Regions from separate parts of the Homo sapiens genome. Here region 1 is linked to region 2. Evidence: read pairs that join two places in POLR2A ChIA-PET (ENCODE). Cell type or tissue: endothelial cell of umbilical vein. All regions are shown on one strand.

Region 1 (5,000 bases), 110 kb before region 2:
AGAAGGTGTGAGTGTAGGATGGGATTAGCCGTGCCTTCCCTTGACTGGCCACTCTTGTGGGGTAAGTCTGCATTTAAGAATAGGCCCCATGGCTCTCTAGAAGTTTCTAGAAGCTAGCCATAAGCATAGGATCTAGATCAGAAAGTCAGAGCTCTGACCAGGAAACAGATGTGGTTTGCAGTGTGTCTTTTCTACTTTTTTGTGGCACTCAATGGAGAAGAGACAGGACCTCATTTGAGCCTCGTAATTGCCCTTAATGGGAGGTGCCTTTATGATCCCCGCTTATTCATAAGGAAACACGTGTTGTGTATGTCTGGGAAGCATGTGTGCCAGGCTGTCCAGATTCCCAAGCTCTCTTCCCATGGACTGTTCCCATTCAGAATCCCTGCCGTGGACTCTCCTTTCCAGCCACTCTCTAATTTACCAGCGTAGGGGGCCCTTACTGGGAGCATCTTACAGCTTAGCATTGCCATTTGCTCTGAGAAGTGTCTCCGGACCGCCACCAGCCCCACACCCCAAGGACTAATGGGCATAACATTCTCGGATCTCTCCTTCAGATCGTGTGGACCCGACAGGGTGGTGGTGAGGCTGGCATGTGTTTCCTCCTCCCAGAAATCGACCTGAGAGCAGTGCGTTGCTCCTCTATCATCTGAAGCCACACCTGGAGCCGTCACCTCCTGTCTCCTATAGGACACCCTGTGTGGCCTCGTCGGGGTTTCAGGACACACTTGGAGTTTAAATCTCCTCCTCCCAAATCCAACCCTGGGGTCAGGGCTGGGCAGGAGAAGGATGGGGACCTCTTGGTTTTACCAACTCTTTTGTGACTGCAGCAGTCCCCTGTTATCTTCAGGGGCTACCTCCCAAGACCCCCATTGGGTGCCTGAAATGGGGGACAGCGCTGAACCCTGTACTGCCCTGTACTGCATACACCATGTTTTTGGTCTGATATCAGAGCCAGCTCCTAAGTGACTAACCAGTGGGTGGTGTGGACAGCAGGAGTGCGCTGGACAAAGGGATGAGTCACTTCCCCCGGGCGGAACGGCACTCGACATCACGCTACTCAGAATGGCATGCAATTGAAAACTTTTCAACTGTTTATTTCTGGACTTTTCTGTTCAATATTTTCAGACTTCAGTTGACCGTGGGTGATTAAAACCTCAGAAAGTGAAACCATGGATAAAGGGAAGCTGCTGAAGTCACAAGTGACTTGGGGCCACTGTCCTTTGAGATTTCTTGTCTGTGGCCATTGATAAGAAGACGACACAATGAGGAAAGTCCTCATCCACAATGGCCCTGGTGGGGGACCTGTCCTCTTGGCTGTCACACCTCCCAGTTCAACACTAGGTCAGCTTCTGGGATCCACCTGCTCTCCCTCGGGAGCCATATCATGTATGCACTGGAGTAAGTCATGTTCCGCCATCCTGCAGGCCATGTAACGTTATCGTTCCAGCCTTTTCAGAGCACACAGTTCCAAACCTTGTCCCTGTGGTTGCATCCTCTCACCTCTCATTTGATGTTTATAGGTAACTCATGTGATCCTCAGAGTAAACTTGGGAGGGGGGCATGCAGTGATGTTAGTCCATTTGACACGAGGTCAGAGATGGTGAGTGACTTGCTCAGAAGCAGGGGTGGCCGGCCCAGGACCTAAACATAGATACATCTGAGCTGACATCTGTTTCCTTTACCTGGAGGCTGGAGCATCCCCAGGGTCAGCCAGCCTCTGAGATGTTAAGATTTTGTGGCCTTGGAGTCAGGGACCAGGGGTGGTGGTGGTGGTGGTAATGATGATAAGTAGTTGATGGCAGCCATGGTGATGCTGTTTATGGTGGTGGTGGTGTTGGTGGCGGTCATGGTGATGATCGTGGTGATGCTGGTGGTGGTGCTCATGGCGATGATGGTAGTGATGCTGGTGGTGGTGGTCATGGTGATGGTCATGGTGATGATGGTGTTGATGCTGGTGGTGGTGGTCTTGGTGATGATGGTGGTGATGCTGGTGGTGGTGGTCACGGTGATGATAGTGGTGATCCTAGTGGTGGTGGTCTTGGTGATGACAGTGGTGATGCTGGTGGTGGTGGTGGTCACGGTGATGATAGTGGTGATCCTAGTGGTGGTGGTCATGGTGATGCTGGTGGTGATGCTGGTGGTGGTGGTGGTCATGGTGGTCATGGTGATGATGGTGGTGATGCTGGTGGTGGTGGTCATGGTGATGATGGTGGTGATGCTGCTGGTGGTGGTGGTCACGGCGATGATAGTGGTGATCCTAGTGGTGGTGGTCATGGTGATGATGTTGGTGATGCTGGTGTTGGTGGTGGTCATGCTGGTGGTGGTGATGCTGGTGGTGGTGATCTTGGTGATGGTGGTGATGCTGGTGGTGGTCATGGTGATGATGGTGGTGATGCTGGTGGTGGTGGTCATGGTGCTGATGGTGATGCTCATGGTGGTGATCTTGGTGATGATGGTGATGCTGGTGATGGTGGTCGTGGTGATGCTGGTGGTGATGCTGGTGGTGGTGGTCATGGTGATGATAGTGGTGATGCTGTTTTTGTTGGTGATGATGGTAGTGATTCTATTGATGGTGATAGTCATGGTGATTGATGGTGGTAGTGATGTGACTAGCAATGATGCTGGTGGTGATGGTGTCAGAGGTTTTAAGATGATAAAGGGATGATGCTAGTCAAGTCTGGCACTCCACCTTGGTGAACGCTACTGCTCTGGCCATGAACAAATATTCTTCCTCATCCCAGCCCTGTGCAGCCTTCCCTTTGTTTGGAGGAGGTTCCTGGCTTTCCCCTTCTAGTTCTTGAAATTTCATTTCTTTCCTCACATCCCCTCTTGATGTAAAGAAATCAACACCACACTTGGTGCCCTTGAGAAAAATTATTTTACCCTTGTATGTCTCAGCTTTCTCATCTGTAAGTTGGATTTATATGCCCTGCAGATAGACACGCCCTGCAGGGTTGTTGCAGTGGCTCACAGAGAAGAATGTAAAGGTATAAAAGTCCATACGCATACAAGAATTGTTACCAACAGCACTGATGGAATGGGCTTCCTGATAGTAATACCTGGGAACACCAGCACCACCAAGGCTCTGGCCATGCAGGGCACTGTGGCTACAGTAGCAGGTCATTGTCACTCCTGCTCTGCCCTCACCTCCACCCAGCCCCTGCCCATCTGCTTCCCTGCTTTGTGAGGCTTGGTCTAATAGACTGTCCTACCCCCAGCTCCATTGTAAAAGGAGGCCAGGCCAGAGACAGCCCAGGGTGGCTGCAGAGGAGAAAGGCACAGAAGCAAAGGACAGGTGCAAAGGTCATAATTCCACTTTATTGCCCCGTCATTTATAAGCCCTGTGCTGCCCGTGCCAGCTGTGTTTCCACTTGAAAGTTACTCCTGGTGTTTGTTGGAAATTCTGGCACGGTCCCGCTTACCCTGAGAGGAGACTTGGGCTGCAGTGTGGGAACCTCTACACTGCTAGAGGTCTGGTCCCGGGCCCATCTGTGCATAGCAGGTAGGACACCAGCCCATCAGTGGTCCCAGGCGACCACCCTCAGCTGATAGTGGAACCCCTCCTCTTTGAGCCCCTGCTTAGAAACCAAAGAGTCCCTGAAGCGGACAGAGCATCCCCATGTCCACTCCCTCGACCTGGTGCAAATTAATCTCGGCTTTTGTTTGGGCAGCCTGGTGCCCGAGATGGGGGATGATGCCCAAGGCCGCTGTTACCTCTCTTGCTTTGTCACTGCACCCCCTGTCCTGGAACATGTGAGCCCCTGGAAGGTGTGGCAGGGTCCAGCACCACCTGGAAGCCTGAGACTAACGGCAGCTCCGGCCACCTGGAACACCCTCTAGAGACCTCCCTTCACCCCACTGACAGGCCCTGCCCAGCCCCTGGGGGGTGCTGGAGAGACAGAGGTAGTGGCATTCACTGGGAACAGACTCCTCTCCCTGCAACCGGCAGGCTGCCTCTGCTCCACTGAGCGGGTGATGGAGCTTGGCGGGGTTGTGGGGAGCAGGGCCAGCTGGCAAAAAAAAGGAGAGAGGAGACTTTTGGAGAGAGGAGAGTTAGGTAAGGGGATGGGCCACCACCCTGGACAGGAGAGCTTTGGGGGGCATCTGGAGCAATGCAGGTTTAAAGCAGAGATCTGCTTTGATGAGTGAGGGCCCCTCCCCCTCGGGTCACCCCAACACTTTTAGCAGCAAACCTCATGCCTCCTCAAGTCTGGGGGTAAGATGGTGTGTGGACGAGGGTAGGAGGGGGCCCAGGCGCCCCCAGGGGTCTGTCCTGTGTGGTGTGCAGGTCTCCTGTCCCCTCCTGGCCATGCCCATTGGGCCCATAGCCTGGGTCCTCCCGGAGGCTCACAGGCTACCCAGAAATCAGGTCTGTGCTGGACGGAGGCATCCTACGGGCCTAGCAGCTGCAGGCACACAGGCCTCAGGACACCCCATGGAAACCCAGAGACCCACTGCAGATGGCCCTCCTGGGAAGCCACCACTTGTGCTCAGGACCTGGGACCAAAAGCTGAAAGTGGCACCTCGTGTCCCTGGCCCTGACAGCTCAGCCTGCAGGGGACCACCTGTGGCTTCCTGTGTCCATGGATGGGAGGCAGGACAGCAGCCCCCAATAGCGGGAGGGCTCTTAGCAGTGGCGGTTGGAGCGTGGGCCCTGGCCCCGGGGCTGAAGGACTCTGGGCAGAGGCCCTGACATTTACCGAGATGGGGAAGCCAGAGGAGTCCTGACTTCCCCACCCAGCATCTCCCTGGACCTCAGCCACAGGCTCCCAGGGAGGCAGACAGAGCTCAGCCCATGCCACAGAGGGGGACAGTAACACCTGGGGACATCACCTCGCTGGTCAATGGCAAATGCGGATTAGAACTCAGGGTTTCTATGGCCAGGCACAGTTGCTCACGCCTGTAATCCCAGCACTTTGGGAGGCTGAGGTGGGCAGATCACCTGAGAGGTCAGGAGTTCGAGACCAGCCTGGCCAACATGACACCTGTAATCCTAG
Region 2 (5,000 bases):
CATGGTGGGGTGGATGTGGTGGATGTGCACCTTTCGGCCTTTGAGGAGATACCCCAGGGGGCCCAGGTTTCCTCTTTATCTAATTAGTTTCTGGGCCGGGAATCTGATAGACCCTTTAACCTTGCCAGAGAAGGTTACCGCTGAGGCTGGCGGAAATTTGGCAGCATCAAATGATGGGCTTGGACTTCTGAATTCTCCTCCAGTGCGAATCCTGAGCCGCGGAGAAACATCTCTGTGCAGGAGCTGTTTATTCAGGGGGTTTCCGCCGTCAGACTTTGCCAAGAGAAAAGGGACCCCACGCTGAGCAGCAGAGAGAGAACGGGGGACTTGGCAGAGCCGGTGCCGCTGTGTGCTTCAAGAGGCAGGACCCTCCCAGCAGGTGCCGGCAGCCCCAAGGCACAGATGCAGAGGCATCCCCGAGCAGCCAGTGTCCTCTGAGTCCTCCTGCAAGTCAGGGCACCTGTCAGCTGGGCCACCAGCACCCCAGAGCCAGTTGCCTTTTAAGTGGGTACTGGCCTGTGGTCTGAGCATTGACGGGGATGGTTCACACCCAGGGAGAGTGTGATTTACTAGGAAGAGTGTGGGAGTATCTCGGCCGCAGGACCTGCCTGCTTGCTTGCTGGTGCCCAATCTGAGGTGTGCCTGCATCCTGTTGAGAGTCCCCACAAGGAGGACGGTGCCTGCAGTTGGATGAGTCAGCCCACAATCTGCGAAAGATTGTTGAAAACACCCCCACTCCATATTAAAGCCTCATCCACCTTGAGCCTCACCAGGGAAAGAGAGAGAGGCTGGGGTGGCATGGCCAAGTGAACTGTGGAGCCCAGAGACATCCATGTCCTAACCCCTGGGGCCTGTGAGTGTGTGACTTCACCCGGCCAAGGGGAATGAAGCTTCAGAGGGGGACTTGTCAGCTAATCAGCTGGTGGTGGATTAGGAGATGGTCCTGGCGAATGCAGGTGGGCCCTGTGCCATCACAGGGATCCTCATCAGAGGGCAGGGGGTCAGAGGCAGAGAGTGGGGAGCTGGGACGATGGGAGCGGAGGCTGGAGTGATCTGAGGAATGATCATGGGTCAGGGAACGTGGTGGCCACTAGAAACCAGAGAACACAAGCAGCCCCTCCTCTGGAGCCTGGGTGGGGAGCCCGCCCTCCAACACCTCAGTCTTAGCCCAGTGAGACCTCGGACCCCCAGAACTGTAAGAGGCTAAATGTGTCTAGCTGCCAAGTTTGTGTTACGTTGTTACAGCCGTCACAGGACACTCACAGAGTGCTTGCAAGCATTCAATGCATAGACTGAAGAGGTTGAGAACCCGCTCTGACAGAGGCTGTTTTGGCCGACATTAGCTGTGAGTGTGTAACTCCCTGGGATGGGGTGCGATGGCCCCACGTTACAGATGGAGAAACCGAGGCTGCAGGAGTTCTGCTCCCTTCCCCAGGGCCAAGACATGCAGTAGAAAAGGACAGGAAATGCCGCCTCTCTCAGACTGTGCAGACTGCATGCTGCCTGCTCCACCGACCCCTGTCCCACCCGTCGGCCTCCGTGGGACCCCAAGTCATTTCCAGTCACAGTGATCACAGGGGTCTGGGAAGGGACTGTGCAGCCCCAAAGGCCACAGTCACCCTGGGCTCTGTGGATTTGGGAATGGATCACACAACTGTTGGCAGGTGGACGTCCAGGGTCCCGAGGGAGGGGCACCGGTTCTAGTTGTCACTCCATGGGCCAGAGGGCCTGGCTGGGGTGTGGCAGCGGGCAGCGGTGGCCTCTGTTGCTCAGGCCACAGACATCCTCATGATACCCCAAAATGCGCCAGACACCGTTCCAGGCCCTGGGGCGTATAGTCAGCACGACAGATGGCACCGGGCCTCCCAAGCCTCCCGTTCAGTGGAGGTGCCCTCTGTTCCTCGGCAGGACCCAGGCCCAGCCCTGACCCACTTCTCCCCAGCACAGGGGAATGGGACACAGCCCTTTGTACTGGTCATGGGGAGACAGCTGATGGCTGGAAGCCTCCGCTGCTGCCAGGCACAGAGGGACTGCCCCAGGCAGGTGCACACCCCAAAAGAGGGGGCCGAGGGTGCAGGGAGATCTCCCACCTCCCTGATGGTCCGGGGATAGGCCTGCCCTGCTCCTCAAAAGGGGGCTGGCTGGCTGCTGGTGGTGGGAACAGGCTCTGCAGTTGGCCTCGGGGGTTGGATGCCCAGCTCCGCCATTTGCCAGCTGTGTGACCTTGAGCTCCTCACTGGACCTTTCTGAGCCGCAGCTTCCTTGTTTGTAAAATGGGAAAGAAAATGGTGCCTCCCTCCACAGTGTGTTGTGTGAGAGAGAGAATGAGGGCAGGGGCTCCCCATGGGGCTTGGCATGGTGTGCGTACCCGGCCTGCCAGAGCCCAGCGTTGCGGTCAGCCGTGTTTTACTACCTGCATTTGCACGGATGACCCCGTGCCGTCACCTGTTACGGGCCTGGTGTCTTCTTCTTCCCAGTCATGTGAGGGCGGGGGAGGAAGGTTGTCCTAGCGAGCATGCTGAGATCCCCTGGCTAAGGAGAGTGAGTGTGTTGGAGCTTGGAGGTAACCTGGGGATATCTGGAGGATGTATGTCAAGGCAAATGAATACCTGTGCAGCCTGGACTTGGGGTCAGGGGCATGGACCAAACAGTTCGCAGTTAGAAAAATACCAGTTCTGGGCTGGGCGCAGTGGGTCATGCCTGTAATCCTAGCACTTCAGGAGGCCGAGGCGGGCGGATCACAAGGTCAGGAATTTGAGACCAACCTGGCCAACATGGTGAAACCCTGTCTCTACTAAAAATACAAAAATTAGCTGGGTGTGGTGGTGCACACCTATAGTCCCAGCTACTTGGGAGGCTGAGGCTGGAGAATCACTTGAACCCGGGAGGTGGAGGTTGCAGTGAGCTGAGATCACACCACTGCACTGCTCTCCAGCCTGGGTGATAGAGCAAGACTCCATCTCAAAAAAAAAAAAAAAAAAAAAAAGCCTGTTCTTAGCAGACTGGAAATGAGCAGGTCGAGAGGCAGGGAGAGGCAGGGAGAGGCAGGACAGATAACTCCAGCTTTAATAAAGAACAGGCAGGAGGCTGGGCGTGGTGGCTCATGCCTGGAATCCCAGCACCTTGGGAGGCTGAGGCATCAGGATTCCTTGAGCCCTGGAGTTTGAGACCAGCCTGGGCAACAAAGCGAGACCCCATCTCTACAAAAATTAGCTGGGCCTGGTGGCGCATGCCTGTATTCCCACCCAGGAGGCCGAGGCAGAAGAATTGCTTGAGCCCAGGAGGTGAAGGTTGCAGTGAGCCAAGATCGTGCCACTGCACTCCAGCCTGGGTGACAGAGTGAGACTCTGTTTCAAAAACAAACAAACAACAACACAACAAAAGAACAAGAAGGAAAATGAGAAGGAAATCAGGAAGTCCTGGAGAATGGGGAAGATTTAAAGTGAGAAACTGGCTGGGGCTGAAGACCTGGGAAAATTGGTGCAAGGGGTTGTCTTTTGTCTTTGGAGGGGGCCCCCTAACAAAATAAATGAACTGGACACCATGGGAAATGGCAGTGAGGATGCCAGTGGAGATGGTGGAAGGGAACAGAGGGCTGGAACCTTCTGCAAAAAGAAGGAGCGAGCCTACAACTGGGACAAGCAGCTCGTTCTTAAGATGTGTCTTCCTCAGCGAGAAGTTTGCACACATCTGGGAAATGGGTACGCAAGGACCCTGGCTTTGGTGGTCGAGTGCAGAGCAGTGTGAGAGGGAGTGGGCATCTCGGGCTCAGGGGGAGCCTGGCTTCCGGAGCCCTCAACAGGGCTTCTGGTGGGACGTGCTGTGTTGGACCTGGTGCTCTGAGGGTTCCCTGCCTGCCCGCTTCTTGGAGGTCATCTCAGCAGTGGACGTGGTCATATTAATGGTGGACTTCCTTGGGTGGGTGCAATGAGCAGGGTTGTCCAGGGGCAACCAGCCTTACCTTTACCTCATTGGGAGACGCTTCAGCCCCCATGCTGTGGCCAAGGGTCCGGTCACAAAGACAGGGCATCAGTGGTGTCATGGAAGGTCAGAGGGAAGGCAGGGTTTCATTCGAGCGAGGCTAATTTTCAGAATCGTGGGTGGTGGCCCGGGTTCTAGGAACACTTAAAGGATAGAGGAGACTCGGCACCACGTGCTGAATCCAGGAGGAGGATGTTGGCCGCTCAGCTGGATGCATTGAATGACAAAGACTTTGCAACTGTGTGGCTTGTCTGGGGTGTCTGGAAGCCCAGTCTGTGGACAGGCTGGTCCTCAGGTCTAGCAGAGGGACCCATTAGCAGAGGCAGCGTCTGGCCTCAGACATCCACTCATCAGGTCCAGACCAGACCGTGGGCCTTGGCTGTATCTTCTGATCCACTCCGTTGCTAAGTTCCCCTCTGTACCTAAACTCTGTCTCCCTTTACTTCACTTGGCTTTTTAGAGATTTCTCAGCCTTGGTGTGTGTTGTCCCCAGCCCTGTGATGTACAAGTAATTGCCTGTATACGTGGGATTAGCCAGCTTGCTCAGGAAGTCAGTGTTGTGGTTAGTGGGAAATTCAGACCGGTTGAGTCCAAGGAAACCACTTTTCCTTAGTTCTGTTTTCTGAACCAAAGTTCATTTGAGATGAGGGGTTGTGACTAGATCTTCTCTGGACAGTTGAATATAGAGCAGGGCCCCCATCTGTGTCACTGGGGCTCATGAATCCTCCTTGCCAATGACTAGAGTCCTTGAAGGAATAAGGGCTGGGTCAGTGTTTCCCAACCCAGAATATAACTCGGAGACCTCTTAAGTTGTCAGGAAGCCATCCCAGTGTTTTGCCCGTATCTTCTAATTAATAACTACCCTGCCCCCTCACTCCAAGCTCCAAATATTCACATTATGTTCATTAGAAAGCATTTGGCTGCAAGTAATAAAAAACCTCACTCACAGTGGCTGAGACCACAATGGCGAGTCCAGAGGAGGGCACAGCTAGCATCCATTGCACGGGCAGTGACATCTC

The links. Peaks named below come from ENCODE experiments on the same cell type or tissue, not always from the same donor. Only the 100,000 strongest peaks of a DNase experiment are listed, where the experiment ranks them.
Region 1: POLR2A ChIA-PET joins it to region 2 with 5 read pairs; 2 of 35 experiments call an interaction of 5 or more read pairs at or near these places.

The regions. Positions count from the first base shown.
Region 1 is chr11:70,784,488-70,789,487 of GRCh38, reverse strand. The region is part of intron 14 of SHANK2 (SH3 and multiple ankyrin repeat domains 2); the gene reads left to right. Among named protein-coding and RNA genes, the nearest start is that of SHANK2-AS3, 76 kb to the left of the region's middle. RefSeq lists an enhancer at 104-1,303. In endothelial cell of umbilical vein, no CTCF peak of the experiment used is centred here; no DNase peak of the experiment used is centred here; H3K27ac peaks cover 1,339 bases.
Region 2 is chr11:70,676,519-70,681,518 of GRCh38, reverse strand. All of the region lies in intron 15 of SHANK2 (SH3 and multiple ankyrin repeat domains 2), which reads left to right. Among named protein-coding and RNA genes, the nearest start is that of SHANK2-AS1, 52 kb to the right of the region's middle. RefSeq lists enhancers at 1-371, 372-1,135. In endothelial cell of umbilical vein, no CTCF peak of the experiment used is centred here; no DNase peak of the experiment used is centred here.